6 separate regions of the Mus musculus genome follow, and all the other regions are linked to region 5. A link is a loop called in an ENCODE intact Hi-C map of the cell type or tissue named here. Cell type or tissue: left cerebral cortex. All regions are shown on one strand.

What was found. A loop is a pair of places that touch in the nucleus more often than their neighbours do. Peaks named below come from ENCODE experiments on the same cell type or tissue, not always from the same donor. Only the 100,000 strongest peaks of a DNase experiment are listed, where the experiment ranks them.
Region 1: a loop joins it to region 5, with 2.5 times the contacts of the local background. A loop is called at or near these places in 17 of 42 quality-filtered maps.
Region 2: a loop joins it to region 5, with 2.4 times the contacts of the local background. A loop is called at or near these places in 2 of 42 quality-filtered maps.
Region 3: a loop joins it to region 5, with 4 times the contacts of the local background. A loop is called at or near these places in 18 of 42 quality-filtered maps.
Region 4: a loop joins it to region 5, with 7 times the contacts of the local background. A loop is called at or near these places in 10 of 42 quality-filtered maps.
Region 6: it touches region 5 in a loop (4-fold over the local background); 17 of 42 quality-filtered maps call a loop at or near these places.

The regions. Positions count from the first base shown.
Region 1 is chr7:92,871,690-92,876,689 of GRCm38, reverse strand. It overlaps Ddias (DNA damage-induced apoptosis suppressor), which reads left to right and starts at 2,443. Exons shown (of 6, transcript NM_001355126.1): 1 at 2,443-2,549; 2 at 3,846-3,928. It overlaps Prcp (prolylcarboxypeptidase (angiotensinase C)), which reads right to left and starts at 1,437. Exons shown (of 9, transcript NM_028243.3): 1 at 1,190-1,437. The coding sequence starts at 1,351. In left cerebral cortex, a CTCF peak has its summit at 2,155 (motif pointing left); DNase peaks (open chromatin) are centred at 1,487, 1,789, 2,152, 2,390 and 1 more place; H3K4me3 peaks cover 2,309 bases; H3K27ac peaks cover 1,937 bases.
Region 2 is chr7:92,962,434-92,967,433 of GRCm38, reverse strand. No RefSeq gene overlaps it. Among named protein-coding and RNA genes, the nearest start is that of Gm40448, 88 kb to the right of the region's middle. In left cerebral cortex, a CTCF peak has its summit at 2,139 (motif pointing right); a DNase peak (open chromatin) is centred at 2,133.
Region 3 is chr7:92,667,052-92,672,051 of GRCm38, reverse strand. It overlaps Pcf11 (PCF11 cleavage and polyadenylation factor subunit), which reads left to right and starts at 2,140. Exons shown (of 16, transcript NM_029078.3): 1 at 2,140-2,623. The coding sequence starts at 2,432. In left cerebral cortex, no CTCF peak of the experiment used is centred here; DNase peaks (open chromatin) are centred at 1,948, 2,867 and 3,094; H3K4me3 peaks cover 3,680 bases; H3K27ac peaks cover 2,221 bases.
Region 4 is chr7:92,559,085-92,564,084 of GRCm38, reverse strand. It overlaps Ccdc90b (coiled-coil domain containing 90B), which reads right to left and starts at 2,936. Exons shown (of 9, transcript NM_025515.3): 1 at 2,450-2,936. The coding sequence starts at 2,549. In left cerebral cortex, a CTCF peak has its summit at 3,047; DNase peaks (open chromatin) are centred at 2,654 and 2,910; H3K4me3 peaks cover 1,704 bases; H3K27ac peaks cover 1,405 bases.
Region 5 is chr7:92,738,936-92,743,935 of GRCm38, reverse strand. It overlaps Rab30 (RAB30, member RAS oncogene family), which reads right to left and starts at 2,222. Exons shown (of 5, transcript NM_029494.2): 1 at 2,094-2,222. It overlaps 4632427E13Rik (RIKEN cDNA 4632427E13 gene), which reads left to right and starts at 2,477. Exons shown (of 2, transcript NR_015510.1): 1 at 2,477-2,874; 2 at 2,960-3,230. In left cerebral cortex, a CTCF peak has its summit at 2,442; DNase peaks (open chromatin) are centred at 321, 982, 1,381 and 2,386; H3K4me3 peaks cover 3,955 bases; H3K27ac peaks cover 1,936 bases.
Region 6 is chr7:92,864,518-92,869,517 of GRCm38, reverse strand. Ddias (DNA damage-induced apoptosis suppressor) reads left to right here. Exons shown (of 6, transcript NM_001355126.1): 3 at 2,819-2,947. The coding sequence starts at 2,835. Among named protein-coding and RNA genes, the nearest start is that of Ddias, 7.2 kb to the left of the region's middle. In left cerebral cortex, a CTCF peak has its summit at 2,744 (motif pointing right); a DNase peak (open chromatin) is centred at 2,758.

The DNA of each region.
Region 1 (5,000 bases), 130 kb before region 5:
GGTCCTGCCTCCAACTTCTCAACTTACAAATAAGCCGCTGTAGAAATTAAAGGGGCCGTTCCAGAAAGACTTCTGCTACCTCAGCTAAATTAAAATGTTTGCTTGCTTTCTTCCTTTCTTTTCTTTTCGTTTTTCTTTTTTTTTTGAAACCCAAACTTAAATTTCTAGGTCTTTTTTTTTTTTTTTTTACTTCAAAACTAAATTGTTCTACAACCCCATGTCTTCCCTCTTTCCCAAATTCCTACCTAGTCAAACGTCCCATCAATAAGCATGCCTCCATCGGTAACCTTCTATTCAGGGCAGCTACTCTGCTAGGGCTTATGGTTCTTAGCTGCTTCAGTTAGTCATCACTGCAACCTTCTGCAGTAAGCCAAGAAACTTGGCTCAGAAACTAACTGTAACTTGTCCAAGATCACAGAGTGAGGCCAGAATCCTGATGTGACTTCTAAAGCCAAGATCAGACGACTGTACTCTTTCTAATCCCAGTGCCTTGTGCATTCAGGCCTCAGAGACTCCTAGAACTATAGAATTATATAGCCTTGTCATTTCAGAGGACACAGGTACTTTTCATTCAGACCTATAGGGTAATGACCTATGGTCTCATGCTGCCACCAAATACAAAGGCATTGGAGAAGCCTGTCTTAAAACTGTGAACTCAAGTTCAAGACCAGAGAGACCTGATCCTTGCACTCACTTCAGATGGGGATACAGACCTTTTAGCCTCTAAAGGTAACATTTCAGCTGAGAGAAGCAGTTTAGTGAAGCGATACATTCTTATGTAATGGGTACATCTGAATTTGTGTTGAGAGACCTAAAGGTGAAGGTTAGCCTCCATACCTAAGAATTTGAGGTGAGAGGTATGGGGTCAAAGGTTAGTCTCCATAATCTGGTTTTGGCCAAGGTAAACAAAGAGTTTAGATTGAGGCATTTCCTAAAATGAAGAGTTAAAAATATGTATCCTGGACCTCCAGAACTGGAGGGATAAATTTCTCATGGTCTCTGTTGGGAAACACTCGAATAATTAAGGCTTAAGACCACCCTCCAGAAAATGTGAACTAAAACCAAGTCAAGTCCTAAGTATCAGAGTCTGAATTTTGGAGTGGGCGGCGGTGCTCCAACAGCCAAGCAAGGTATGGGCGGGCGGTTGGGACGTGGGACCTAGAACCCTTACTCCCCAGCCTCTGCTTACCTTCTGTTCGAAGTAAAGAACTGAGTATTTACGGGCTACAGCAGGGTCGGGTGTGGGACTGGCTGACAAATGCGGGCTGCCGAGGGTCTTTAGCCTAGGCGGGATGGTTGTGGCGGCCCCGAGTAATAGGAAAGACAGGAGCAGGAGAGCCCGGCAGCCCATGGCTGGGGATGGCAGCCACAGTGTGGGCGACTAAAGAAAGAGAGCCACCAGCAGAAGCGCAAAGACTAAGCCGGGCCCAGCTCGTAGCTCCGCCCGCTGCAGACCAGCTCCTCCCCCGGGAAACCTAAAACCAGGCAGCTCCTGGCCCCAAAGGCGTTGCCTCCACACTTGCCACTCGCCATCCTCCTTCTCCCCGCCCACCTCCACTGAGGTCACACTCTACGTCGGCCTTTACTACGCAGGGTTTTGCCCCATCCTTATCTATGGCTCCCCAAGCCCTATCGCTACCCTAGGTTATGCCATATCCCCGCCTTTATTGCCACCATCACACTGTCCCCGCAACCTCAGTCCCACGTAACACCCCAGCTCTCCGCAAATCCCTTATAATGGCACGGGGCGGGAGGAGGAGGGAGGGAGAGTGAGTCTATTGTCACCAGGCATGACGGCACACACGTGACCCACACTCAACCAGAACAGCAACCTTCCAGACGGAGTTGGACTCTCCCCTCTACTTAGGTGAGGAAACAAGTACAGGGACTCGATGCTGGGCCCCTCAAGTAGCAGGAAATGGAGCGAGGTTCACAGATCGCTCTGCCCCCTTCCTTGTAGGCCGTTCGGGCTCTTCGCCTCTGTTGTTCCCGCCTAAGCAGCCCCACCGGTGTTCAGTTCTCGGGTCACCCCCATCGTCCGCATTGCCCGCACGACCCGTCCCTCCTGTGGCCGCTGGGTGTTGCGCGCAGACTAAGCCTTCTCTAAGCCTCGGTAATCCATCCATGCTCCGCGATGGCGACTCCCTCTACAACAGCGCCCCCTCCTGTCCAGCCCGCGGCGCCAACTTTCATCCGCTCCCACGCCCTCGGCGTCCGTCTGAAGCCACTCCTTCCCACGCCTCGAGCCTTCCCGGCTTCCCTCGCACTTCGCCGAGAGAACTACCGCTCCACCAGTCGATGAAGAACGACCCTCGAAACCCACAGCTACCCCTAGCTTTACAAGAAGGGTCGCTTGCCCGGGGGTGGGTGGTGGGGTGGGGACACGCCCTGCAGGGCGTTTTCTGATTGGCTCTCCTGAAAGTCCGTCAAGACGGTCCTTCCGGCGGAAGAGGACGCGGGAGATTCGATTGCTGGCGTTTGGAGAGCGGCGGACCGAGCGGCCGGAGGGCGGAGCGGTTGCCCGGGCTTGTCTGTGTCCTTTGCCTCAGGTGAGACGCTGAAAAAAGGAGTTCTTGGGGGGCTCTAGGTGGAGAGACTCCTGACGAGGCGCTGTAACCTTGCACTCCGTATGGATTGATTTCAGGACTTCTGGCCGTAAACGCCGGCTACGAGGTTAAACGGGAAAGTCAATACTTTTCATGTTCCTTGGCGAAGGTTTATCAGCACTTTACTGTTGCTGCGGATCCCCAAAAACCCAGAAAGGAAAGGGCTCGACTTTCAACGGGGGCATAAAACTATGTCAGCAGGTTACTGTGCTAGGTGCTGGCAAAGATGGTTTGTTTTATTTTTTTCAGATGACTTTGACTGCCCAGAGAAAGTATTTTACTGAGTAATGTACGCAGTCCAGAAATTGAAAGGTTTCTATTTTCCCTGCTCTCACGAACCCACACCTGAGATCCAAATCCAACTCCCCACTGAACACTGCCACTACCATAATCTAACCTGTGACAGCTGCATGCAGTGACAGTAGTAGCCTCCAAGACCAGGCAGATGGGTGAAAAATTCTTTACCTAGATACTCACCACTTGTTTTAGAAGCTTCTGTTTGTCCCGATATTTTTAAGTTCAAAATCTGTAACTTAGGTTAAAAGCTCTTTGGCCTTGCTTGCCTCTCTAACTTCAGTTCTAGACCCTGTCATACCCCCCACACACACACACACACACACACACATATACCCTCTCAGTGTGGGAGGTGAAACCCAGGATATCACACACACACTCTGTTCATGACATACTGAATTATCCCGAACCCCAGATTACCTTGTGTGTTCCTCAAAAGCACCACCCTCTCAACCTCCCAAACTTCTTTTTATCCCACCACACCTAAGGCATGTTCTGACTCGTTAGTAATTGCTTAGTTTGTAAAGCCGTTCTGGTTTGTTTTGCTTTATGTTTTATGTGTGTGAGTTAAGATAACAGGATTTTTTTTTGTTGTTTTTTTGTTTTGTTTGTTTTGGTTTTTTGTTGTTGTTGTTGTTGTTGTTGTTTTTTGAGACAGGGTTTTTCTGTATAGCCCTGGCTCTCTTGGAACTCACTTTGTAGACCAGGCTGGCCTCGAACTCAGAAATCTGCCTGCCTCTGCCTCCTGAGTTCTGGGATTAAAGGTGAGTGCCACCACACCCGGCTCCAAGATAACAGGATTCTATACCCAAAACTGACCTTGAACTCCCTCTATCATCCTCTATTTCCCAATTGCTAGATTTATAGGTATGTCAAGGCTGGCTTCTTGACCTTGCAAAAAATGGGATCACTGAGCACTCTGTCATTTTTTTATTCGCTCCTCAGATAAAATTTTAAGTGCCTCCATTATGCCAAGAAGGGCCAGGTTTTGGATGACTTCAACTAACAATAGAGACTGCTGTCCTAGGGTAAGTACCCCACCCCCACCCCCTTTTTTTTGGATAGGATTAAACCGAATAGCAAAGTTGAGTATGGAGACCTGTATGAATAAGCTTAGCACTCGGGAGGCCAAGTCATGAGAATCTCTAGTTTGAAGCCAGCCTGAGATTCAAAGAGACCTAAGGGCAACAGAGGAAAATCTTACCTTTAAAAAGATGGGTCTAGAAATCGCCATGGATCAGGAAAGTGCCCTGTAAAGAGTTGATACTAAATTGGTGACTGTGACTTGGCTAGGAAAGGGAGGGAGGGGAGGGAGGAGTCCCAGTTATCTAGCCACCATGGGGTTGCTTTGGTGTGGTTTTTGAGACAGGGTCTCTTTATGTATCCTTGGCTGGCCTCAAACTCACAGAGATCATCCTGCCTCTGCCTCCTGAGTGTGGAATTAAAGGCTTAGACCACTATTTCCAGCTTTGTTTTTTTTTATTTTTGAGAAAGAACTGGAAGTTGGGTGCATAGGAAGATGGGGAGGGGGAAATATAAAATATATTGTATGAAATTCTAGAAGAATAAATATTAAAAAGGAGTAAGCTGGGCAGGAAGCAGAGGCAGGTGGATCTCTGAGTTCAAGACCATCCCATACAGTGAGTTCTAAGATAGTCAGAACTTTATATAGAAAGATGATATCTCAAAAAAGGGAGGGGATGGGGGGATAAAAATGTTGGATATGACATGGCGTGTGGAGGGAGAGTTTTAGGTATCTGGCCATATGGCTAGTTAGAAATAGTATGACTTACTAAAATTGAGAGGATTTTGTGACAAGAAGGACTTAACAGGATTCAATTTTTGTTACTTATTAAACTTTGAATTTGTGAGACTTCTAAATACAGTTGACTCTCCTGTAAGAAGTGACATTATGGAAGTCTTTGCATTGTTTCATAGATACACATTGATGACTAGAACACGTTATCAGCCTGAACCACAACTAACTTCCTGGCTTGTCTGTTATTGTTTTACCTCAAATGCTCCCTTCTCCATGTCTGTCAGAAATACCCCAGAAATGATACCAAACATGGAAAAGCTGTTGTGTGTGCCAACGCTTTC
Region 2 (5,000 bases), 220 kb before region 5:
CTAATCATTTGACTTAATGAAATAAGAAAAGTTGGTTATGATATTGTCAAATCCTCACAGGCATGGCCTGGGAAAAGAAGTACACTCTGGGCATGCACAACAGTTCTTTCTAAAATACGGAGAGAGAGAGATTCAAAAGATGCTTCCTGCTTCACGATATGGAAATGTGGAAAGGACTACGGGTGGGAAGTACAGGAAGGAGCAGGGACAATCTGCAAATAAAATCTACAATGGCAAAGATACATGTTTGCATTTTCTTCCTGATCAAGAATGAAGTATACATCCAGAAATAATATGATATCTATTAAGCATAGTGGGTGACAATTTGGGGCTTTGAAGATGAGAAGGAACACAGAGAAACTGCTCAGTGCTCTCAACCACCTGGCCATCTCTAGTCAGAATTGGTGCTTTGGTGTCCCCAAAGCTAAAAGAGGGCCAGAGAACACATAGCTTCTCATTTATTTCCACTGTAAGGCCTTTTAAGGACTTGCTTTGTTACTTTCCCTTCATTCTCCCGTACATAAATAAATAAATAAATAAATAAATAAATAAATAAAGGATGTGAGAACTTTAGGGATCAAACAGCCACAGAGGAATCAATACCCCCAGATGATCATGTGGCAGTGATGGGGAATAACAAAACTGTCCATAAGGAAAATGACTCCAAGAAGCTGGAACCACCCTTCCCTTCTCTTCACCAGCAACCCCAGAGATCTAGTTTCTTCTGCTTCCTTGCTTGTTTCATTGTGTTTGCATTTTGAGAAGTAATCTTGAGGCCTCAAACATGATTAGCCTAAGCTCTCCAATAAGTTGCACACCCTTGTCTACTTTGACAAGGAAGGTGGAGATTCCTCAGTTACCCTGCAACTGAAATCATCCCTCTATGTAATGATGCCTTATTTTTCACACATCCTTTTCCCTTGACTCATCAGGATACAGACTAGTACGCTCTTCTGTCCTAATCTTGAGGAGACACAAAGAAGCATTTGTGAAAGAGAAATTGACAAAAAGAGGAAAGAAGAATATAAGTATAAGAATAGGAAAGGGGCTGGGCAGTGGTGGCGCACACCTTTAATCCCAGCACGTGGGAAGAAGAGGCAGGTGGATTTCTGGGTTTGAGGCCAGCCTGGTCTACAGAGTGAGTTCCAGGACAGCCAGGGCTACACAGATTAACCCTGTCTCGGAAAAGAAGAAGAAGGAGAAGAAGGAGAAGAAGAAGGGAAGAGAAAGAAGGAGGAGGAGGATAAGGAAGGAAGGAAGGAAGGAAGGAAGGAAGGAAGGAAGGAAGGAAGGAAGGAAGGAAGGAAGGGAAAGAGGAGGAGGAGGAAGAAGAGGGGGAGGAGGAGAAAGAAGAAGGGGAGGAGGAGGAGGAGGAGGGGGAGGAGGAGGAGGAGGAGGAGGAAAGGATTGGTGAGTTGGCTCAGCGGTTAAGAGCACTGGCTGCTCTTGCTGAGGTCCTGAGTACAATTCGCAGCAACTATATGGTGGCTTACATCCTCCTATATAATGAATAGTTAGCTTGAAAGGCAAGATGAAAAGAGCTACCACAGTGCCCATATAAGACAAATATTGTATTAATAAACATAAAATGAATACAGTCCAACAAGACTGTTTCCTTCATTTTTCTGAGGATATGATCGTCATTAATATTATATTTCTCATATGTTCATAAATACGCTGTAATTTAGCAATTAGAGATTGAGAAAATTGGAGATGTGGTTGTGAACTCAATAGTAGCACACTTGAGAAAACACTGTCTGGTGGGTAGTGGATTTGAACACTTTTCTATTACTCTCAGGTTACTGAAGTGCACAGAAATCTCCTATGGCAAAAGACTGGGACACCGAGGAAGAATTTCATTCGAAGTTGACAAAATTTTGTGAAGGCAAATTATTCTCTGCTAATAAAACAGAGTTGCCCATCCTTGGAACACCTAAAACATTGCAACAGCCAAAAATTGTGTGTTCAGTCACACAGAAGTTAACAGTTCCATCTGAAAAAGATTCTAGAGTCTCAGTTTGCTAAATAACTCTGGTAATCAATTGAATTCCCATGGCTTCAAGAAGGTTGAACCACTGTACCTCTCAAGTAGCTTGGCTATGAGCAAATACATAAATGGCAACAATTTTTATACCACCAGAGGGCACTGTTGTATAAACTGTGAAGTGAGAACATGTAGTCTGCTTTGCTTTTAATTTATGAATCATAAAATTTTCCAATATACTTTATGCTTTAAATTTTTATTAGCATACATACATTATATAAACTGATGGTATCTGAAAGAGAGACAGACAGAGACAGAGGAGTAGATACAACCTAGAGAGTTGGCTGGGAAAAGAAATTTTGATTGAGAAAATACTCCATCAGATTGCCTGTAGGCAAATGTGTCAGCCATTTTCTTGATTAATGATTGATGTAAGAGAGCCCACCACATTGTGCCACTCCTGGGCAATCAGTCCTGGGTGGTATAAGAAAGCAGGCAGAGAGAGCAAGCAATGGAGGGCAGGATAGTAAGCATTTTTCTTCCATGGTTTCTGCCTCCAGGTTTCTTCCTTGGCTTCCTTTATGGATGGTTATCTGGAATAGCAAACCAAGTAAACCCATTCCGCCTCGAGTTTCTTTTGGTCATGGTCCATATTGCAGTTATGGAAAGTAAACCAAGACAGGTTGATCTCACGTAACACTGACTATACTCACACCTTCCCACCACCTCCTCCTGCTCGCCTGTTCCTCCTGTTCCTTTCCCTAAGTAATCCCACTCTCCTGTATGTATCATCTACATCTAGGCTCTACATAATGGGGAAACCTGTAAAAGTTTCTGTCTTTCTCGGTCCGATTTATTTCACTTAACATGGTGAGTTCCATCCAGTTCCATCCACTTTCCAGAAAATGGCATAGTTTCGTACTTCTTCTTCTTTTTTTTTTAAATTTTATTTATTAGGTATTTTCTGTATTTACATTTCCAATGCTATCCCAAAAGTCCCCCAATACCCTCTCCCCCACTCCCCTACCCACCCACTCCCATTTCTTGGCCCTGGCGTTCCCCTGTACTGGGGCATATAAAGCTTGCAAGACCAATGGGCCTCTTTTTCCAATGATGGCCGACTAGGCCATCTTCTGATACATATGCAGCTAGAGACACGAGCTCCGGGGAGTACTGGTTAGTTCATATTGTTGTTCCACCTATAGGGTGGCAGAGCCCAGTTTTGTACTTCTTTATGCCTGAATAAAAGCTCCACTTTGGATGGATAACACATTTTCCTCATCCATTTATCTGTTGATAGCCAAGTAGACTGATTGCATACCTTAGCTGTTCTGAGCACTGCTACAATGAGCAGGTTATACAGGAATCTCTGTAGCATGCACACTTTGGGTGTGTTCCTAGTATGTCTAGATCATAGAGTAGCTCCTTATTTAGTTACTCTAGGGGCCTCTATATATTTTCCATAGTAACTGTAGTAATTCACACGCCTCTCAGAATTGGATAGCCCCACCCTAATCCTTGTGAATGGCGGCTGATGCTCATTTGTTTTCTTGGCAGTAGCAGTCCTGTTGGAATGAGATGGAATCTAAGTGTGGTTATCAGTTACATTTCCCAGAGACTAAGACCCTTGGTTGTTGGTTTTTTGGTTTTTTGGTTTTGTTTTGTTTTTTGTTTTGTTTTTGTTGTTGTTTTTGCCACAAACCATCTCAACCGGGTATGAGGGTCCCTGGGACGAGGGTCCTGAAAGGCTGAGTGGGTAAGGATTCGGCGGTGACAAACAGAAACAAACACAAAGGCAGTTTGAATCTGAGTGTATTTTGCAGCTCTCAAGCAAGGGTTTTTATACATTAAAAAAAAAGTATTAAAACTCTTAGAAGATGTGTCCAGTAAAGCAATCATGAATATCATCATTGTCATTTGGTACAGTAAAGCACAAAACTCATCCAAATATTACAACTCTGAGAAGATGTATGCACTGGGGCAGTCATCCAAAATGTGGGGCATATTTCCAAGAACAGGTTAGTAGATATTTATGGTCACTTATTGTTTAACATCTAATGCCTGATTTTTTTTTGTAAATCTTCAAAGCATTAATTTAAACTATTTTAATTATTTTTATTTAAGGCTTTCTTTACCATATACCAAAGCCTACTTCTGATGACACACTTGAAGCCATATGGAATTATGTTGTTGGGAAAGTTTTTGTCTACCATAATACTATTATGCAATTTTGTAAATGATTTATGAAGTAAAACACTGGTTTCCTGGAGATGAGGTCATGGCTAGTGACCCATTCTCAAGGGATGATTTCTTATCTATTTCTCTCGATTAAGATCTTATCCTAGGCTATCAGGAACATGTAAATAAGAAAAGGAATAAAAGAAAGTAAAACAGATAAATCGCCATGAGAACTATGGCTCAATATTTTGTTCTGGCTAAGAGCTCCACAACTGGTTCCAGGAGGCCTCTTTCTTTTGAAGTTTTCACCTCAGTCTGTGGAACTTGTCACACAGATTCTACTGGGGTTGGTGTGGCAGTTCTTATTGCTGCATGAATGTAATATTTCCTCTCAACCTTGATTTGCATTCTGATAACCCTTTCTTATGTTTGACCTGGTCTATTGGTGATGCATTCCATTGTGGTTTCTTTTTAATTTTTAATCCCTGTTTATTCACTCATTCATTTATTCCAGAATCCTAATCCCTTGAAGAATTTTATGACATGTTCTTTAATATCTCACCTATGTTGCTGACTTTGTCATCCATTCTGACTTAACTTTGGTGGGGAATTTTCTTATTTCATTCAGCAGCATAAGTCCTCTGCAAAGTTGTGGACCATTATAAAATTTTTAATTCTTTGACTTTTGTTTTGTTTTGTTTTGAATATTCAGAAGTTGTGAGCTTTTGGAGGTGTCCTATTGGCCTCCTTCTTCATATTTTCTTGTTGTTGTTGTTGTTTTGTTTCTAACTTGTGATTTTTGCGAGTGTTAAATGTCTTTCAGGGGCTTTCTGGGGTT
Region 3 (5,000 bases), 72 kb after region 5:
CCGGATGTATGCCACCCTGGATTTGATGTCCAGTATTGAAGAGATAGAGAGGAGGGAGGGAGGAGGGAGGCATGGGAGAGGGAGAGGGAAAGAGAATGAGGACAAGAGAGAGAATATGAATATATCTACCAAACTGAGGAATTATTTTTTAAAAAACAAAATCTAAAAGTAGTACTGGGCACTGTGTTACAAGCCTTTAATCCCAGCAGAGGCAGGCAAAATGCTGTGAGTTTGAGGCTAGCTTACTCTACCCAGAGAGTTCCAGGTTAGCCAGGGACACAGTGAGACACTTTCTCAAACCAAACCAAACCATCCCCAAATTTTCACATTCAAAGGAAACCCCAACTCCTCAAACTCCAAAAGGCAGTTTAAATATCCAGAAATGGGCTCAGTCTGGATTGTAGGAGGATTTCTGGCAGTTATATAAAAGTCAGCACTCCTCAGGAACTTGTGAAACCAATTCCCCTCTGTCCAAAAGACATATGTGGTTACGTTGGTGCCTATCAGGATATCAAAGCACACAAATGCTGGCATTCAGGCTCCCTGGTACCACAAATACCTGTTACAGTCTTCAAAGTGCATGCTAGCATCCTAGCCCTTTTCTCCTCCTCAGGTACCCTAACCTCCCTCCAGCCCACAGGCTTCCATTCTGCCAGCTCCTCATTCTTTATAACCCTGCTATTCTTGCTGGTTTTTTTTTTTTTTTCTCTTCCTCTGCTCTGCTTTTCCTTCTCTTACCATCTTTGTCGTCTATCCGCCGCTATTCTCCCTTCTCTCAAAGACATCCATGGCCATGGTCTGATGGTCGTGTTCGGTTTATCTTTTTCTCTGCTCTGGATTCTCCAGATGCCATGGCAGTTCTTTCTTTATATCTACAATAAAAGCCTTCCCTTTAACCATAGCATGGAGTGGACGTGTCATCAGTTTGTGTGTGTATGTGTGTGTGCGAACTATCCCTCCACTGTGCTTCATAGTTCACTAAGGCTCTGACAAACTATTTGTTTTGTGTATCTTAAAAACCAGATTATAGAAATCTAAGGTATTTTTCCATATATCTCAGATGTATTTTTTTTTTTTTAAACAAGGTCTCTGTACGTAGCCTTGGCTGTCCTGGAACTCACTCTGTAGATCAGGCTGTCCTTGAAATCAGTGATCTCCGTTCTGTCTCTTTAGTGCTGGGATTAAGTGTTATGTTTTTTTGAGATAGGGACTCGTTAAGTAGCCCTGGCTGGACTGGAACTTGACATTTAGACTTGACAGGTCTCGACTCCAAGAGATCCACCTTCCTCTGCCTCCTGAGGGCTGAGGTTCAAGGCCTGAGCCATCAAGTATGGCTCAGATATTGTATTTATTCTAAGGCCATTTGGAAATGTAGCAGATTGAAGAGGTGAGTGCTATTAGGTTATTGTGAATACCCTTCCAGAAATGTGACTTCTTCAAAAGATCTCCAGCTCCTCTGGGAAAGCTTTTCTCACATAGCACCTCCTAATAAAAGCATTTTCCTGGGGACTCAACTCCTGCAAGCCTGTCTAGGTGCTTTTATGAGTGTGGCAGTTAGCAGGAGTTACTCCAGTCTGGATTCCGGGTAGGGCAGGCGTCTCCGCCTTAATGCCTGAGGGACAGCTGGCTCAGCGAGCCCCGCCCAGGCTCCCGGGAGCACCTGAGACGGGGCGACTGGCCTTGACTGGAGGCTTTCGCTCTTCCAGCTCATGCCAACCCCCGCCCGCACCCAGGAGGCAAGCGGGAGGAGGATGGTTGATGGAGTCGCCCAGTGGTTGGAGGAGTGCATAGGAAGGGGCCTGGTGCAGCTTTCATAAACTGGTTGGGCCGGTCCTCTGGAGCCTCCGTCCTCTACTGGCTTCCCTGGATGGGTTGTTATGGTAACAAATGACCGAACAGTCCCTTACGAATTGGCCAATGAGAGCCGACCGTCCTTTGCACCGCGTCTCCGAGCCGGAGGTGTTGCGAAAGCCGAGACTCGACCGAGGAAGAAGGCGGTGCTTGGACGTATTGCGGAAGGGCCGGGGGCGGGGCCTGTGACACGCGCGGGCCAGCCAATCCCGCCTGGTGTTTCCAACGGCCCCGCCCCTTACCGCACATTTCCCCTCCCCTAGTTCATTTCGCACGACGCAGCGGTTGGGAACACAGACATTTTCGGAGCTGGAGCCGCCACTGCCGCCGCCATTTTGTGTCTGTGGAGAAAGAAGCCCCGGCGGCGGCTGGAAGCGGACGGAGATTCCCCGTGAGGCTGCGGCGTTTCTTCCCCGAGGTTCCCCCTGGGTCGTCCCCCATCCCCCCTCCGTGGTCAGCATGTGGTGAAGCCGCAGCCGCCGGAGACCCGGGGAGCGAGGCCGAGGCGTCGGAAGGGAGGCGGGGTGTCGAGCGGCTTCAGCTTCGGCGGCGGCGGACCTCGGAGGGGGGCCGCGGCGCAATGTCAGAGCAGACGCCGGCGGAGGCCGGGGCTGCGGGGGCCCGGGAGGACGCCTGTCGGGATTATCAGTCGTCGCTGGAAGACCTGACCTTCAATAGCAAACCGCACATCAATATGCTGACCATTCTAGCCGAGGAGAACCTGCCCTTCGCCAAGGAGATCGTCTCTCTCATCGAGGCCCAAACCGCCAAGGTTTTTATACACCCCGCAGCCTCCTATTCTTCTAATACTCCTTGATTTTAGTGTCAGCCTCATCCCAGGTCTCGCTTCCATCCGAAGGGGGACGGAGTTCCTCCTCTCCAACCCCCCACCCCCGACTCGGGCTTGGTCTTTGGCCCCGGCTGGGAGCGTGGGCCTCTTTCGGGAGGGAGCGGGGAGGATGCAGGGTGGAGCCCCATTTCCGCTTACCAACTCCCTATTTAGGCCACCTCTGACTACGTCCCCACGCTCCACGCATCGGGGACAGCCTTTCGGATGGGGGAAATACTTAGAGGCAGTTGGTGTTTGGGGAGCGAAAGAGTTAAAAAACAAACCATCTTAAGCCCTTGGGAAGGTGGGGAGGGGCTTTCCCTCAGTGTCCTTTTTGGGGAATTGTGCTCTGTGGGTTGGAAGGAGGTGAAGGGGGACCTGGGAGCGAGCTGTCGGTGGGTTGGGTATAGGGAATTGGCCCCGAGTGGAGCAGCGGCCTGTTAGCTCAACATGGCGCCTGCAAAGCACATGATGCGAAAGGGAAGAGAGGAGAGAACCCATTCCCTGCCAGCCAGGCAGCTGCTCTCACCCGTCAGCCCCATTTTGGGGTGGGGGCTGTTGGATCAAACTTTTATTCTCCTCTCGGAGGGTCTGATTTTGCCCCAATGGTAGGAAAATTGGGCTGAGGATGGGGTTTGGGTGTGTGGGGGAGGTCTTATCCAACCTGTAGGTGGAGAATTGGCCCAGTGGGTAACAAATACTTGGAAGTTTCTTTGAAAAATTCAGTCCCTCCTTTTCCTATTCTCGTTTTCTCCCTTCCCTGATAGTGAAGGCTTGCTTTTCTTCACCCCTTGAGCGAAGTGGTCCTTTGCTACCTTCTGTTTTCCCTCTGGTCTTGCTCTTCTGTGGATTCATGTGGGAGCGATATGTTATTTAAGTAAAGTTACTGTTAAACTTAGTTTATATTGAGTCTTAACCGTTTCCCAATTAATACGTTTTAAGTTACTTTTCAAGCTTGTACTTAAGGTTTAGTTTTTTTTCTCTAGTTGTTAGTGATTGCAATTATCAGGATGAGCCTCCTTTTAGCAGAGTGAACCCCTTTTAAAAGGCCACTTTAACAACAACCACCAATATGTTGTTTAGAGACGGTTTCTGTCTAGTGTACAACTGAGTGGTCTGACTCTAATAAATGGTTTTGAAATGTGTGACTGGTATTATAAAATTTGTGAATAAAACATATAAAATATGTATTTGTCTTTTTTATTTACCTTTGTAAGGTGTAGAATCTGTTTCCAAGAATTTTTACTTTTGTGGTTGTGTGTTTTAAACAAAAGTCTTTAAGTGACTTGGGTTCATTCTTCTTTAGGTCCATCCACTCTTTTGGGTAAATCAGTTCACAAGATACACGGTTTCACGTGGTCCTTTCAAATCTTAATTTAAAGAGGGGGAAAAGGTTTTTTTTTTTTCTTTAAGGGCCCAGCAAATTTATCGTGTTCATTTTTGACAGCTAAAACAAGTCTTCACCTTTTCCTGTCGAATGCCTGTGAAGCAGCTGGTTTTTAAAAGTAGTATGAGGTTTAAGAAGGAAGTGCTCCTCATACCCAACTTTTTGTTGATAACTACATACATGTTGGCAGAGAAAATATACCTTTTTTTTCCTTGTTGAAGACTTAACATTAAATACCTTTAAAAAAAGAACAGCACTTGGATTTATAAGAACAAAAGTTTTCATACTATATTTTGGGTTTTGGTATTCACAGCACTTAATATTTAGCAGCTCAGATTGCATTCAAAGGAGACAGCTTCTTGCTGGTTTTAAAATGGACCTACAAGACCTTGGAGAACTGAAAACTTTATGCATTATGTATTTGTGTGTTTTGTTACACAAAGTGGTGAAAATAGGTGGACTACTTTTTCAAGTCAGTTCAAAGTTTTTGAGCACATGTTTCCTGGTTATTTTTGTAAAGCCAGACTAAGTGGCAGATGTAAAAGCCCCTGTGGGGAAAGACTCGTAACCTGGGCCGGGGTGAGGGGAGGGCTCGACATTACTTGGTAGCAACTGGCTTGGTTTAATGCTTCTGGGAGTATATGTTTGTGTCCTTACTCTTTAGCATCTCAGCAATACTAAACTAATGGACTCACACCTAATTTCAGTCTTCTCATAACAGTAGGAAAAGGGATATTACATGGAAGGACTTCACTTGTACAATAAAACAGTAGCCTATTGAACAGATTGTGGTGGTAAAAGAGCCTATTTAAGTGCAATGATTTCTTAAATGGTATAAAACAAGACATAAGGTGAAGACACAGCAAAAAAACATTTGACATGTTGGTACTTAATAGTTTGCCCCCACACAGTGGCTTTGTGAACCCTTTACTA
Region 4 (5,000 bases), 180 kb after region 5:
TCTGGCACCAGGACTTTGAGTGGGGAAAGTATCTGTTTCATTTCTCTGAAAGGCTTTTGAATATTCTCAATAAGCTATTATCACTGGTCTGATTGTGACATGAGCAATTTGATTCATAAGCACTCCTTAAGAGTCTATTTGATACCAGGCAGTGGTGGTACATGCCTTTCATCCCAGCAGAGAGGCAGTCAGATCTCTGAGTGTTTGAGGCCAGCTTAGGTGACAGAGCCAAGTTCCAGGACAGCCAGGGTTATACAGAGAAACCCTTTTTTGAAAAACAAAACAAGAGTACATTTGACATCTATACAAAACCCTACATACATCATTTTAATTTTTTCAAACTAATCTTGTATGTTTACAGTGAGATAGCAAATTCAAAATTAAAAGACTTAACAATTTACAAAATTTCTACTATAGATCTCTGGACTATCTTGTAGAAAATGACTCTTTTGGAAAAGGCCAAAATTTACTTTTTAAAAAGGCATATAAAATAGAGTTCACTAAATCTAATTATTAATTTATTGGCCGTTTTTAGAACTGAACCACTTCAAAGACATAACTGGTAAGTTTTCTTATTTGTATATTTGTATGTGGATGTATGTATGTGGGTGTGTGCATGTAGAAGTATGTGTGGAGGTCAGAGGTCAGCTTTCAGGACTTGGCTCTCTTCTTCCATCACATGAGTCCCAGGACCAAACCCAGCTCATCAGGCTTGGCAATAATACCTCTGCCTGCAGACTTATCTCGCCTGGTACCAGCTTGTTATTTTTCTATAAAAATTCAAAGAATTAAAGCATATATTCTCAGGGAGTAGGTGGTGGTACATGCCTTTAATCCCAACACTCGGGAGGTGGAGACAGGTGGATCTCTGTGAGTTCAAGGCCAGCCCGCTCTTCAGCTCAAGGACAGCTAAGATTACACAGTGAAACTCATTTCAAACTAACAACTCCAAAGAACATATTCTTACATTATAGTCTAGTGGCATAATGTATATGTTGCTTCAGAGAATCTTGGCAAATTAAATGAACTAACAAAAATGCTTCCTCTCCACCTGAGGACTGATTCAGTACTTCTGGTCATAAGGCTTGGCAATCTGTACTTAGAAGAATCAATCATCTGTAGTGTTTCTGATGTACTGCTAAGTGTGGATAGTAACAAATGAAGACTGCAGCACCATCGACAAAAACGTAGACAAATCACGGCTTCCTCTGCATCTCACCATCTACTTGAAAATAACTATACTGTGGTATTTCCATGGGATAAGGACCAACTTTCAAATTTGCTAGACTATTGACATTTGTCTATAGTAAGCAGTAAATACTTGTTACACTGAACAGGGACACAAACCATGCACTAATTTTAAGGGGAGACAAGATTTCCTCAAGAGTAACCAGACTTCAAGTGGAATAACTTGAAAATTGTACCAAAATATTAACATTTTTCTGGGGTGTTATATTTTTGGTAAAAGTACACAGATAAGTTGAGATTTGAATTATTTCATCAGATTCAAAACAATGCTACCCCTTTGTGTGTGAGGGCACACATACCTAAGGAGAGAACAGAGGAGGTCTTTGTATCCTGCTCTGTCATGCCCTTCCTAAGTCTTTGATAGGGCAGCTTTTATTGAACCTGGAAGTGGCTGGGGGTTCAACTTTGTGTTGTTATGCTTGTGTGCAGCACAAGTTTCTACCAGTGGACCCACCTCGCCACCCTTTTCTGAAAAGTCCACCAGAATGTGTATTTATAATAACTACCTAAATATGGATTCAAAGATGTGACTAATTCTAGCAGCTAAACAGTAGCCTTGCAAGGGCAGCCTTGATTGAAAGTCAGCGGAACAAATACAATTAAATAACAGGGTGAAAACAAAACAGTGGCAAACAACAAAACCACACAAGTGTGGAGGGCGGAGAAGTGTTTTTGGGTACTGAATAACTCAGTTTATCATCATACACAGATCCAGGAAGAACGAAATGTGGAGGTTGGGATGCCTTTTACGGCGGAAAAACTGAAAAGCACAAGTATAAAAAAAAGCCTTGGAAATAGTTCTCAGAGTAAAGTAAGATATTCTCCAGGATATACAGACTAACAAAGTGTTTGGAAACGCATAGGTTCCAGGACACTTAAAAAACAAAACAAAACCCTACTATGTGATTTGTAAATCAGAACACCCGCAAACTACCTAAGAGTTCATAAATGGAGACGGAACCCCGCCCCGCGCCCCCACCAACTCAAGCCGAGAGGAGGCGCAGGTCCGCAGGGGCTGGGTCTAGGAGGAAGGAAGCCCTCCAGCCAGACCCTGTCTGGAACGCCCAAGACCCACCATCCCCGGAGCTCGCGGGTGGCTCTGCGCGGGTGGGCGGGGCCCTGCAGGGGGTGTGTCACTCTCGCGGACGCCTGAGCGGGCACACCCGCCCGAACCTTCTCCCTGAGCGAGTCTTCGTCTCACCTCTCCGCAGGGCGGGTGACAGACGCCCATGAGGAGTTGAAGTCCAGCGGATTCCGCCGCCGTCAGGGCGCAGGAACCGCCAAATCCAGCGGCTCCTCATAGTCTCGGAGCCCCGCAGGTCAGCAAGGGGAAGCGGAATACGCGTTGATTTTCGCTGAGGCTTTCGGACAATGAAGTCCTCTCACCATCAGGATGCTGGGAAATGTAGTTTCCGGTCTGTCACCAAAGCACCTACTTGAGAGGTTTTTCTTCTACAAAGCTAGGCCTCTTCACAGAGCCACACTTAACACGACTCAGAGCTTATCCCCCTAGCACATCGCCCTTTTCCCATCTCTTCCCGCCTTTACCGCCCTAAGAAAGCGGGGTCTTGGAGAACCTTCTGGCGCCCATTTGCGGGCGGCGAGTTAGTCCCGCAGCAAGCTTCCCAGACCGAATCCAGCGTAGCAGCATAGCATCATGGGACCCGCAGTCCTTGCTGCTGAGGATTGTGGGGATGAGACCGCGTTGTAGCATCGACCAGTGCCCGTGGAAGTCCAAAGCGTATCACACACTTGCAGTTTCGCGTCTCTCTGCTTGGCCCTCTGGTGCACTGGAGGACCAACTGTTTTAGGCCTTTTCTTCAGGGAAACGAAAATTCTCCATTTCCTGGGTCGGCATTGTTCATGATTTAACATTCTCCAACTTCAGTTACCAAAGTCATTGCCCCACCTGGTAAAACCTTGAAAGCAATGTACTAACTAGTCTGTCGCTTACCCAGATTGCAACTTTGTGGGAATCAGCTACCCACCAGCCACCATTTCAAGCACTGAAGCTCATTAAAAACAAAACTTGGTTCCCACCAGCAAGCACTTTAGTAGATTACACATAGAAGGAAATTAAAATGATTCTGTCGTGGGTACTAGGGACAGAGACAGGAGAGACAGTTCTCCTGGGCTGCCAGGTGGGTCCCTGGTATTCAAGCGAAGCACTCTAGACTTTAAAATATTTTCCAATTTCATTTTCAGAAATATCTGAATGCCAGCTAGGTTTAAAGATTAATAATTCGAAGAACAAAGAAAGAATTCCAACAACAATTTAAGTTCTTACTGTACAGGATTTTTTTCCCAGGCTATGTGGGGATTATAAGGATTTCTGCTCTCCAAGTGAAAGACCCACAACATGAGGACTCCCCCACGTTCTGACTCAGGAGAGGCGACACCCCAAATCACGCATGAGAAACGGTCTTGCTGCAAACTGCAAGAGGACTTTTAATTCAAGAGTGCTCTCGGGACCACAGTAATACACCACGCAGGGGTAGAGGTCCCTGGCGCCCCAAGTAGCTGGGTAAGGGGGTATTTAAAGGAAGAAACCACAACTCAAGGAAGTGGGGAAGGCATTGTTGGAAAATACCAAAGATACCAGTTAAGAGTCAAAAGGAAGTGCAAAGTCACAAGAGTCACAAGGAATACCTGGTAATTGTTCGGGTTATCTCTCAAGACAGTTTCTAAGAGCCCCTAACAATGGCACATTTGCATAGCGGGTTCCAGCAATGGTCAGGGGGGGGGGGTCAGGGTAACTTTCTTTGAATGAACACTCTTTGAACCCAGGAAGCGGTGGGTAGAGGAATGTCTGTTTTATGACTAGCATACCTTGGAGCATTGAGTCACATTCCCAAGCCTGGGCCTAAAGGCCCAGAATTTTGCTTTTATATTTTTTCACAAGAACTTGTAATAGAAAAACAGGAGAAGGTAGAGAATAAGGAAACAGTAATATCTTAGTATCATGTAAGTTTTTAAACAATTAATCTTCTAGTCCAGCTGAGAGTGGGATGTTGGCCATATTTGCAATAGCCAAGCTATAGAGAAAGCCTAGGTGCCCATCAACAAATGAATAAGAATTATTATGTGTACAATGGAGTTTTATTTAGTTATAAAGAAAATCAAGGGCAGGAGAGGTGGCTCAGCCATTAAGAGCATTGACTACTCTTCCAGAGGTCCTGAGTTCAGTTCCCAGAAACCACATGGTGGCTCACAACCGTTTGTAATGGGATCCGATGCTCTTTTCTGGTGTGTCTGAACACAGCTACAGTGTACTCATATACATAATTTTTTAAAAAAGGAAATCAAATTCATGACATTGGGGTGGGAGTGGGGGAACGGGAGAGTATCATATTAAGCAAAGTAAGGCAGATACACAAATACAAACATCCCGTGTGTTTCCTCATATGTGCAATCTAGCGGTGTGTATATGTAAGGCATAAAATAGAAGGGGAGGGACTATTAGGAAAGAGAAAGGGGAGAGTAGCAGGAGCAGGTAATGGGGACTAAACAAGCATAAAGTCATTATACTTTTGAAAAGGAATGCCATTACTAAACCCATCATGTGTACAGTGAATGTACACTAATAAAAGAATTTAGAAAAGATGGGAGAAGTAGGATTCAAACATGTTTTCAAGGATTTCTAGTAAGCAGAGATAATAGGACCCAAAGAGAGGGTTAGAGTGAGCAGGCACAAGTTATTAATCCCGTTCTTATTTGTGGCCTTTGCATACAATGCTTTTGAAGCTTGGAGA
Region 5 (5,000 bases):
TGAAGCAGAAGCTACTCAAGACTACTTTGGGAATGACAAGAGCATTTTGTGTAAAGCATTTTGGCTGAACCATGGGACTGAGCAGTGCCATGGAAAGGAAGAGTCCCAGGCCTGCATGTCATTGTCCACATGCTCCCGGGCCCAGGTTATGTCTGCCATGGAAAGCACAATCCCAGCCCTGGGTGGGGGCTCGCTGGTGTCACCCTACCAAGCACAGATTCCAAGGGGGGGGGGGGGTAAAAATACCAGTACCTCTTCAAAGAGGACTCTGAGTAAAGATTCACACATAGCCTACATCCTCTAACTCCAGGGTTCCTTCCAGGACGGCAGGATGAAGGTGTGGAGGGCGGTGTGCAGAGACTGGAAAGTGACTTAGAAAAAGAGATGTGATACTCTCCTGCCACAGGGGAAATCCTCAAAGAGAAAGGGCAGTATTTACTACAAATAGACTAGGGGGAGGGGAAACGGAATCTGAAGAGATGAGAATTGGGTAGGGAAAGAAAGAAGGGCACAGAAGAGAAGGGCAGAGTGCTATTACAGAGCTGTAGGAAGAAGCAAATACAGCGTGCTGGTTTTCCCCCAAATCTAACCACTACCCGCTGCGCTCCCAATAAATCCCTCCACTTACAAAGCTGTCCTTTGCATTCGGTAACATGAAGCATTTAACAAAGTGTCACCCAGCAGCTCCAACTTTGGAGACCTGAGCATCTCAATTAAAAATGAATAAAATTGGTTCCCAGAAGCGAAAGACAGACAGTAAATGACTTTTCCTCTAAAGCTGGCAGAGGCTGTGAAAAAAGCTTTAGCCTTTTGGAGTTAAGCAAATACTCTGGCGGTTCTCCTTCTTTTGACATTCCTAAAGGGGGTGTGGTTGACCCAAAGTCCATTCATTTCCAAGGTTGTATATCTCTCAGCTAAGACTGGCCCCATCTGTTCCGGAGCCAGCCAGCTGTTTATCTCAAAGGAACATATTTATTGCAGCGTTCATCCCTGTAACTCTTAAGAGGAGAGCCAGCATCATACAAGTCAGAATGTTGCCTGCCTTATTAAACGTGTCAGTTCGTTGGAAAACAAAATTCAAACAAACAGCACACTACCACGCTCCCTAGTTTCCCAGGTCAGGTTCTCTGTCCTTGGATACCTTTCATTAAAGTCCAGTAACGGGGTGACACAACATTCAACTTTTCCTTCCCCTAAAGTGTTAAAAAGAAAAAGAACAAGAAAGCACCCAGGTTCCTAATCGATTCCGTCTGCAAACCGTTATTTCTGAGTGGAGACTAAGCCTCAGAAACGGCAGCTTGTTACAGTACCATTGTCAGTGGCAAGAGCCTATCGCGATGTAATTTAAAACACTCACACAAGCACAAATTCTACTTCCAAACCATCCCGAATCCCGCAGTCGGGAGAACACAAAAAAATGAAAACGCTTAACAAAAATGCAGCTTCTAGCAGCCGAAGAGATCCTTCCCTAGACACGTGAAATATTTCTGACTGGCACGGAGTGCACCATTAAAGGACACTGTCACCTCAAATCAGCAGGAAAAGGCGAGACAAACGACACAAACATACAAACATAAAATAAAGCCCTACGAAACTTAAGCGACTCAAGAGAAACCTGCTCATCTTAAAAATAGTGTGTGCTAGTCCAAGCGACACAAATGTTCTCAAGAAGTACGGCCACATTAAATTACTGTCTCCATTTCTCCCCACACATCACCCTTTCCCACTCAAACCTCAGCACTGGGGTCGTGGAATGACAGGACTGCAGTCCCCCACCTTTGCCCTCCTCGTGTTTTCCAAGTGCACTTCCCAACATCCTTCCCAGCCCAGCCCCCTCTCCTAGCCTTAAAAAGGTTAAAGGGAGTTGAAGCAAGGAAATTGGCAGGCACCAGTCCTCTGGCGGGGGCAGGTTGCAGGAGTTGTTCTTTGCAGTGACCCAAATTGCACAGAGCTATTTAGCTCTTAGCAGCGCCGGTGAGAACCTCCCGAATCCATACCCCCATTCCCGGCCCCATCTTCTCAAAAGAAAGCCTTGAGAACTAAGCGGGAGGGATAACTTGGGAAAACGATTTGAATAAATCACTTCAACTCACCTGGTTTGGGATTTTTCTCCCCACCCCAGGCATAAAAAGAAATGATATACGAATGAGTCACGCACGCAAGAGAAGGTGCTGCGGTGTCCTAAGTCCAAGGACTGGAGTCAGTCCCTGCCCTGGTCCTGCTGCTACTCAGGGCTCAGCTGGAGCGAGCGGCAATAGCGAGCCCAGCAGCAGCAGCGGGGGGGCGGGGGGTGGATAGACCGTAGCACAATGAATGCAGTAGGGTTTTGCAATGACATCATCCCTCTGTCCGAGCGGCCCCAATAGCCATGCTCCAGAGCTGTGCACTCTGGGATCTGTAGTCCTTTGAAGTCCGGGAGCGACGTAGAGGCTACAGCTGGAACTACAATACCCAGGATGCTCTGGTCAGAGCGCCCAGAGAAGAACTGGACCGGCCGCCATGTTGGAGCCCTGGAGCTGCGGCGAGCCGAGGTTTCGAGGGGCTCGTGGAGCCGAAAGGTGGCATGGTGAGAATGGTGAGGCTAGGATGTAGAACTTGATAGCCTCGCGCACCGGCTAGGACTGAACGGAGGCTACACTGGGGACCTTCAGGGCTGTCGAGCCAGAAATGCCATCGCGAGTCGGAGTGAACCGCAACCCGCTGGGGTTGCACAAGGCCTCGCCACCCCGGGACACAGGGAGTCGCTTTACTGAGCGTGGAGAAACCCTTAGACTTCCTGGGGAGACTCTCTGGGCAAAATGTGTCTTTGTTGTGGTGTGGGGACTCGGGACGACGGGCCTCGCGCCTGTAAGACGAAAAGCTCGCGTGCACCCTGTGAGTGGAGCTAAACCTAGGTTATTTTTATTTATTTATTTTTTGCCTTGTCATTTTTCTTAATCCCTCATGATCATTTCCTCAGGTGTCAGACCCCTGCTCCCACCACTGAATTTTCGTTCGGTCGTGAATTGCAAAGGGCCTCAAAGAAATCCTTTGCTAGATAATGTGATCGCGAAGGGTTGTGGAGCTTGGCCCTGAAACTGACAAAGGAAGGATCTACCAAAAGAAGTTAGCACCTAACCTTTCTTACCCCACCAGCGAACGTAAACGACATTGAAAAGGGACTGCAAGTGAGCAGTCTTTCTCGACTAACGCTAAATGAACTGTGCTAAAATACTGCGTATATTCGAAGTTGATAACTGTGGAAAACTTCCCTTTTCTTTTGTTACCTATATTGTGCAAAATAATGTGTTTTGTTGTGACATCTTCGTGCAGATAACGTTAGTTAACACATCATCCCCTTCCCTTAACCACTTGGTACCCTTACCGATGAAAATACATTCAGAATACTTAAAGAACTTTTGAGCCTATTTGCTCAGCATCTCAACACCTTTTCTCCAGTAACTCAAACAGTACTGTGTGTTTGTTTTTCAGGTTCTGAAGTTCACTATAGAAAGATGCCAAAAGACCTACTGAGGGTCTCTGAAAAGTTAAAAATGCTGATATGCGTAATTTGAGTGTTTTATTTTTCCCCTCCTGAGCTTTTCGAAGGAGATGGCTAGCTCGGTGGTGAGGATTCCCACAGCACAGTCAAGACCCTGGATTGTATCCCTAGCACTGGTCTGTTTGCATCAGTGAAAATATATACGGTGCCTCTGTTAGAAATTAATAAAGTTCCAGTAGGTCTTCCTTTCAAAAAGCTAGGCAGGCTGCTTTTTAAATTTCCAAAACACAACAGGAACCTTCAAAGATATATGGAGATGATGGTACTTAAAAAGGACGTTTTTTCAAAGATTGGCTTGTGGTGTGAGAAGCAGCCACAGAAGTGGCAGATGCCATTCTTGTGGATTCAGCAACGTGAAGCCTCAGAAATACTACGCTCTTCTGCTTGTAATGTTGGTAAGTACCAGAAGGAACCAATAGCTACCATTTTCTTTCTGTCCTTTGATGGAAATGTAGAAATGGTTCAAGCTAATGAATCTTTGTTTATATGAGCAGTAACCTTCGTTTGAGTTATGTGGAAGACTGATTTATTGAAAGAAAATAACAGGATGGGTGAAAATAGTGTGGAAAATGGGGGTGATATAATGTAATGGCTTCTATAATTTGTACGTGATTGAGTACTTTGAAGTATTTTAGCCTTCTCTATAGTGGGTAGTCAACCATAAATGCATGGAAAAAATATCAGTGTCTTTAGAAAGACTAAAAATTAAGTCTCAACTTTCACAGGAAAAAAATTCCATATTTAGAAAGTTAAGGGAAAACATTTTACCAGAAAAAAAAAAAAGTATCTTTAAGACCTCCTCTTTGATTATGGTAAATACCATACTCCCCATTTCTTCAAGTTGGCACAGATAGGCACACCATTAGATTTGCCAAATATGGTTTGGGGAGTTTTTAGGGGTTTTTGTCCCCCTCGGAGCAAATCTTTACTTCATTTTGGATAATAAAAAAACTAAAATTTTTCGTAGTTTAGGCGTTCTTTCACGTAGATTTTTGCTGCTGGATTTCCTGCATGGCTTAAGGTAAATGGAACAACTGTCTCTCAAAATTTGAAATCTAAATGACATCAGATTTATATTAATTAATGGCCATCTAGAAAAGCAAGCTTTATCTTACCATCTTATTTCTCAGATTTTAGCAGGCTCGGATAATTAAAGGGCACTAGAAAACATGTCTTTGCAAGGATATATGCTGATAAACTATATGTGTTAATGAATATAGCCATTTCCAGAAATTTAGGTATGCAGAGATGCTCAACTGTAACCATTTATGTAAGTAGGTATACATTCATAGTCTTTAAGAATTTTTGATGATGCTGTGTGTGTGTATATGGTCTTGTTATAAACTGTAATCCTGAGTTGTATCTCTTTTTTTATACGCAGCTTTATTGAAATGAAATTCACATATGCCCTTCACCTACATAAAGGGTGCAGTCCAATGGGTTTTAGTTTGCTCAGAGT
Region 6 (5,000 bases), 130 kb before region 5:
CCCACAGTGCATCAAGAGTAATTTTGGATGTCCACATAGAATATAGAATTCTGTATTGAACCCCCTAAATATTGGCCCACAATATAATGACAATGTTCAACCTAACCTAGTGGGCGTGGGAGACAGCTCAGTGGGTATCACTGCTTGTTGTATAGGCCTGAGGACCTGCAGAGCTACAGCAGCTAAGTAAAATCTGGGCATGGCTGTATGCGTGTGTGCAACCCTAGTGCTGGGATCGACAGTTCTGAGCTATACATTAGAAATATGGAATCGGTGGAAAGGAGCAAACAAATGTGAAGCATTTAGTAAGGCAGAAGCAAGAAGCAATCCCTTCCTGTGCTCCCGTAAATTACTAGGACATAAATACCAAGGAAAGGCAATCAAATGAGAAAAGGGGTCTGGAGAAATGGCTCAGTGGTTTAGAGCGCTGACTGCTTTTCCTGAGGATGCATGTTCAGTTCCTAGCACCCACATGGCTGAACTATCAGAGGCTTCCTCCATGAAGTCTCATCAACATGGTTGCCAAGACAAGACTTGAATCTGAGCTGTTAGCACGAATGATGGGTTTTTGGTGGACCCCTTTTCCTTATAAATTATATTTTAAACTACTTCATTTTCCTAGGTGGCAAGCAAGTCTAAGAATATATGGATGTGTTTGGCAAAACTTTGTAACTTAATCATGTATACCTAAGGTCTCAAAACAATAATAAAGGATTAGGGTTTTCTTTCTTTCTTTTTTTTTTTCCAAGACAGGCTTTCTCTGCATAAACCAAGCTGGCCTCGAACTCAGAAATTCGCCTGCCTCTGCCTCCCAAGTGTTGGGATTAAAGGCGTGAGCCTTGGATTAGCGTTTTCTATACTCCCTTTCTGAATATAGATAGGTGGTCTATATGTTTAACTTATATCTATTAACAAGTTTTCATTTTTAAGCCTTGATGGGAACTTTTTTTAATTGAAAACTTTTTTTCTTACAGTGTAGTCTGATCATGGTTTCCCCTCCTCCATCTCCCAGATTTTTCCGTGTTCTCCACCCATCCAACATACCTTTTTCTCTCTTTAGAAAACAAACAAGCCCAGAGGCCTAGGCTAAAACCAAATACTACTGTTCTAAATAATGATAATAACAACAGCTAGTAAATGACTCCTGTTGCCATTCTGCTACTGTCTGATCAGTACCTTGTTCAACTATCCCCAGAGAAGCTTCCTCCTGTATCTGATGGGAAGAGAACCCCACAGCCAGATAGGTATGCAGGGAATGAGAAACCTAGGAACACTCAGCCATACTCAGCCAGATGTTGCCATCAAATCCCTCCCCGCAGGGCTCAAGGAACCTGGTGGAAGAGGAAGCAGAAAGAATGTGAGAGGCAGAGGGGATGGAGGACTAATCAACAAGGTCAAGTCACAAGGTACATGTGAACTCAGAGGCTAAGAAAGCATATACAGGGGTACAGAGGCCCTTTGTTTATATGTTATGACTTCTAGTGTAGGGTTTACAAACCAATATGAGACAAAAATACTGACTTCATGTTGTGTTAACTATCTATTGCTGGGTATGGGATCTACCCTTAAGTGTAGCTTATATACCTAGCCAGACATCACTAGAAAAAGCGATGGGAAAAATCTTATTTTCGTGGAAATACTATGTCTTGACACAGGAATTTTTTTTTTCACTTCAGTTGTTACCTCCTTCCTGGTCCACCCTCCCACAGTTCCTCATCCCATTCCCACCTACTCCCCCACCACCCACCCCAGCCCCCAATCCAAGAGGATGTCCCCACCCCTTCACACTCCCCGGGGCCTCAACTGTCTCTACTAAGACATGACCAGGCAGGCTTCTGCTGTATGTGTTGACACGGGATTTGTAGAAATCTTTTACAGCTAACACATTTCTGTTAATGATCCTTGAAAAGCTATGCCTAACTGAATTTTACTCTGTCCGAATTTACTGATTCCAGTCTCAGAAACAGATCAGACATTTTTCCAAATTGATATAACTCTCTGAAAAAACATAAACTTCTTTTTGAAAGCATTTATTTTATGCTGTGTATAAGTTAATCGTTGAGGGGAAAATGGTAAGTCAATGTACAATTTAAAGAATTAAAAATGAAATTATAAAGAGTATTGCTTTTATATCTTTGACATGCTTATATAAACAAGGATTGTAAAACAAACAAAAACAACAGAAAACACCCTGACCTCTTAGACTAGGTAGCGTTCTTATTTGCTAAATGTCTTCTTTCTCTCTTCAAACTGTAAAACTCTACTCAGTGAAATCTACTAAAGCAGTTTTCAGTTACTGTCCCAAATACTTTAAGCTCCTCAGGATCCCATGAGTTCAAGGCCAACCTGGACAAAAAATTTGGAGAACTCCCAAAATCACAGCGGGGAGGAAGAAAGAAATTGGTTCATGGAAAATCCTTCCCATTAAAATTGTAACCACAACTTCTGTATCTTTTGTAAAAGGATGGGAACAAGCTAAGTGATTTCTCTACTAAATTACTAGAACAGACTGGTTGCTCAGAAATAAACATTCGGTTTTTCAGTACTTGATTACCATGTGTGTGTCCTGATTTAATCCCCAGTACAGAAAAGAAAAGCCAGTATTCTGACACTGCCTTCACTGATAACAAAACAAAAGATAATATTGACTGATTGCTTTTCATAAGAATTATATTCAGAAATATGAACTTCCAGCTGTAGGTTAGGAGAAGTTGATGATCTTTTAAACACTAAAAATGTCCACTAGGAGGCGTGGGAGAATGCTAGTCATGTGTGATTTAACATTTGCATTGAACCTCATGCTTGTTTTCTCTTGTAGGACAAAGTATAGACACATGAATAAAAGACGGAAATTCCTTTTTGCCTCAGTACTTGCTGTCCAGAATTGGAATTTTATATATCCATCATGTCAAAGGTGCTTCTCTAAGATAATCCTTGAGTCCAAAAGGTAAAAGTACAAATTGTTTAAGTAGACACTTTCTGTGACTCAGAGCAAATGCACACTAAATTCTCCAGACCAGAATATCAGATTCTCTTGGAAAATTTCAAGGTTGGGTCTTCTGTTAGTCTTAGAATAGAATTGAGGAGTAATTTAATTTCTAGAGGAAAGTTTTAAGAGTATTTGTGTGTGTGTGTGTGTGTGTGTGTGTGTGTGTGTGTGTATAAACTTAGTCACTGTCACCGTGCTTATTAGTACATATACAAAATGCTTGGAACCAGACATGTTTCAAACTCCAGAACTTTGAGATTTAAGAATATTTGCATAGACTTTGTTGGTTATTGAATATCCCAGATCTAAACGTGAAATAAAAATGCTGCAGAATGAATGTATGTTTGTTCATTAGTGAATGGTTGTCTGCATTTCAGGCTGTTCTGGAATTTGCAGCTCTGGTATGGTAACCCTGGTTTCAAAGCCTACAGCGTTTTAAGTCATGTCAGTGCTCCTGAAACTTTTGCAAGTACTCTGAAATTCAGAATTTTACATCAGATATGTTCAAATTCTAGTAATCTGTTGTACCGTGATAAAATCATTGTAGCCAAATACAATTGAGAGCCAAATACACACACACACAAAACATATATATACCACCTATCTTTGTAGAGTAAAAGTGAAAAGTTAGGTTTGGAGTTCTTTGTTAACTTTGTGTCTGGACATAAGATTAAGATGGTAGTAATGCCTAATAATATTTAAATAAAAGTAGTGAGCTATTAATTTTCACTAGTCATTTATTTGTCCAGATAGAATTGAATGGGGCATAGGGAGTAGTCAGGAGCCTTTCTTAAAAACACTATGGAAGTCTTGAGTTCATGCTGTATAAGAGTAAAGTTAAGTTGCTAACATCTACTAATGGTATGACACTGGGCAAGAGCTATAGATTCTGTGAGTATAATTACATATTTGTAAGGTTGAATAATAATATCTACAGTATGGAATAACTATATAGAAAAAACATACAGAAATCTAGTACAATACATGACATATATGAGGACTTCTAAAATGGCACCCATTTTTGCTGAAAATCTTTTAAAAGTATACTTTTCCTCTTTTAGTAAGTCATGATGGGTAACATTATTCAGTGGAGCCAGAATGCTTGAGTTTGATATGACCCCTGACCCCTTTTGTTTGGATGGTGAGAGATTAAGTAAGATAAGGTCTTACTCAGTGACCTAGGTTGGCCTGACACCGTATATCCCAAGGTAACCTCAGACTTGTAGCAGTCCTTCTATCTAAGCATCTCAAGTAGGGAGAATATAAACATTGGCCATCATAGCCACAACCATCTCAGGTATAGCTATGTAAGCATGCCCAAATCACTTACATAATTTGAACCTAAAACTGGACCAAAAATATCTACCTCTTGGAATTTTTATTTGGATCAGGGAGGTTAATATACATAACATACACAGAACATTTGTGTAATATCAGTAACATAGATGTAATATGCAGATGTAAAATATTCTTTAAACCTTGCTATATTCCAAGTGAGCTAGAGTATCATTTTTCTGTTTATTTTCTGTCTGGATAACCTGCCCATTGATAAAAGTAGAATGTTGAAGTCTTTCACTATTAAGGTGTGAGATTCCATGTGTGATTTAACCTTTAGTAATGTTTCTTTTACAAATGTGGATGCCCTTGCCCTTGGGTTATAGATGTTCAAAATTCAGACATCATCTTGGTGGATGAGTATGAAGTTTTTCCTTTGAGTATGAAGTGTCTTTTTCTATCTCTTTTGATTAATTTTGGTTGAAAGACTATTTTATTACATATTAGAATGGTCACTCCAGTTTGCTTGATAGGTCCATTTGCTTGGAAAACCTTTTCCCAGCCTTTTACTCTGAGGTAATGTCTATCTGAGGTGTGTTTCTTGTATGCAGCAGAATGATGGTGTGTGGTTTTGCTGGTATAGAGTTATTTATTTCCTCTGTTTTCTTAGGTGTCATTAGGCTAGAGATTTCCTTCTAGTATCTTCGTATGGCTGGATTTGTGGATAGATATTGTT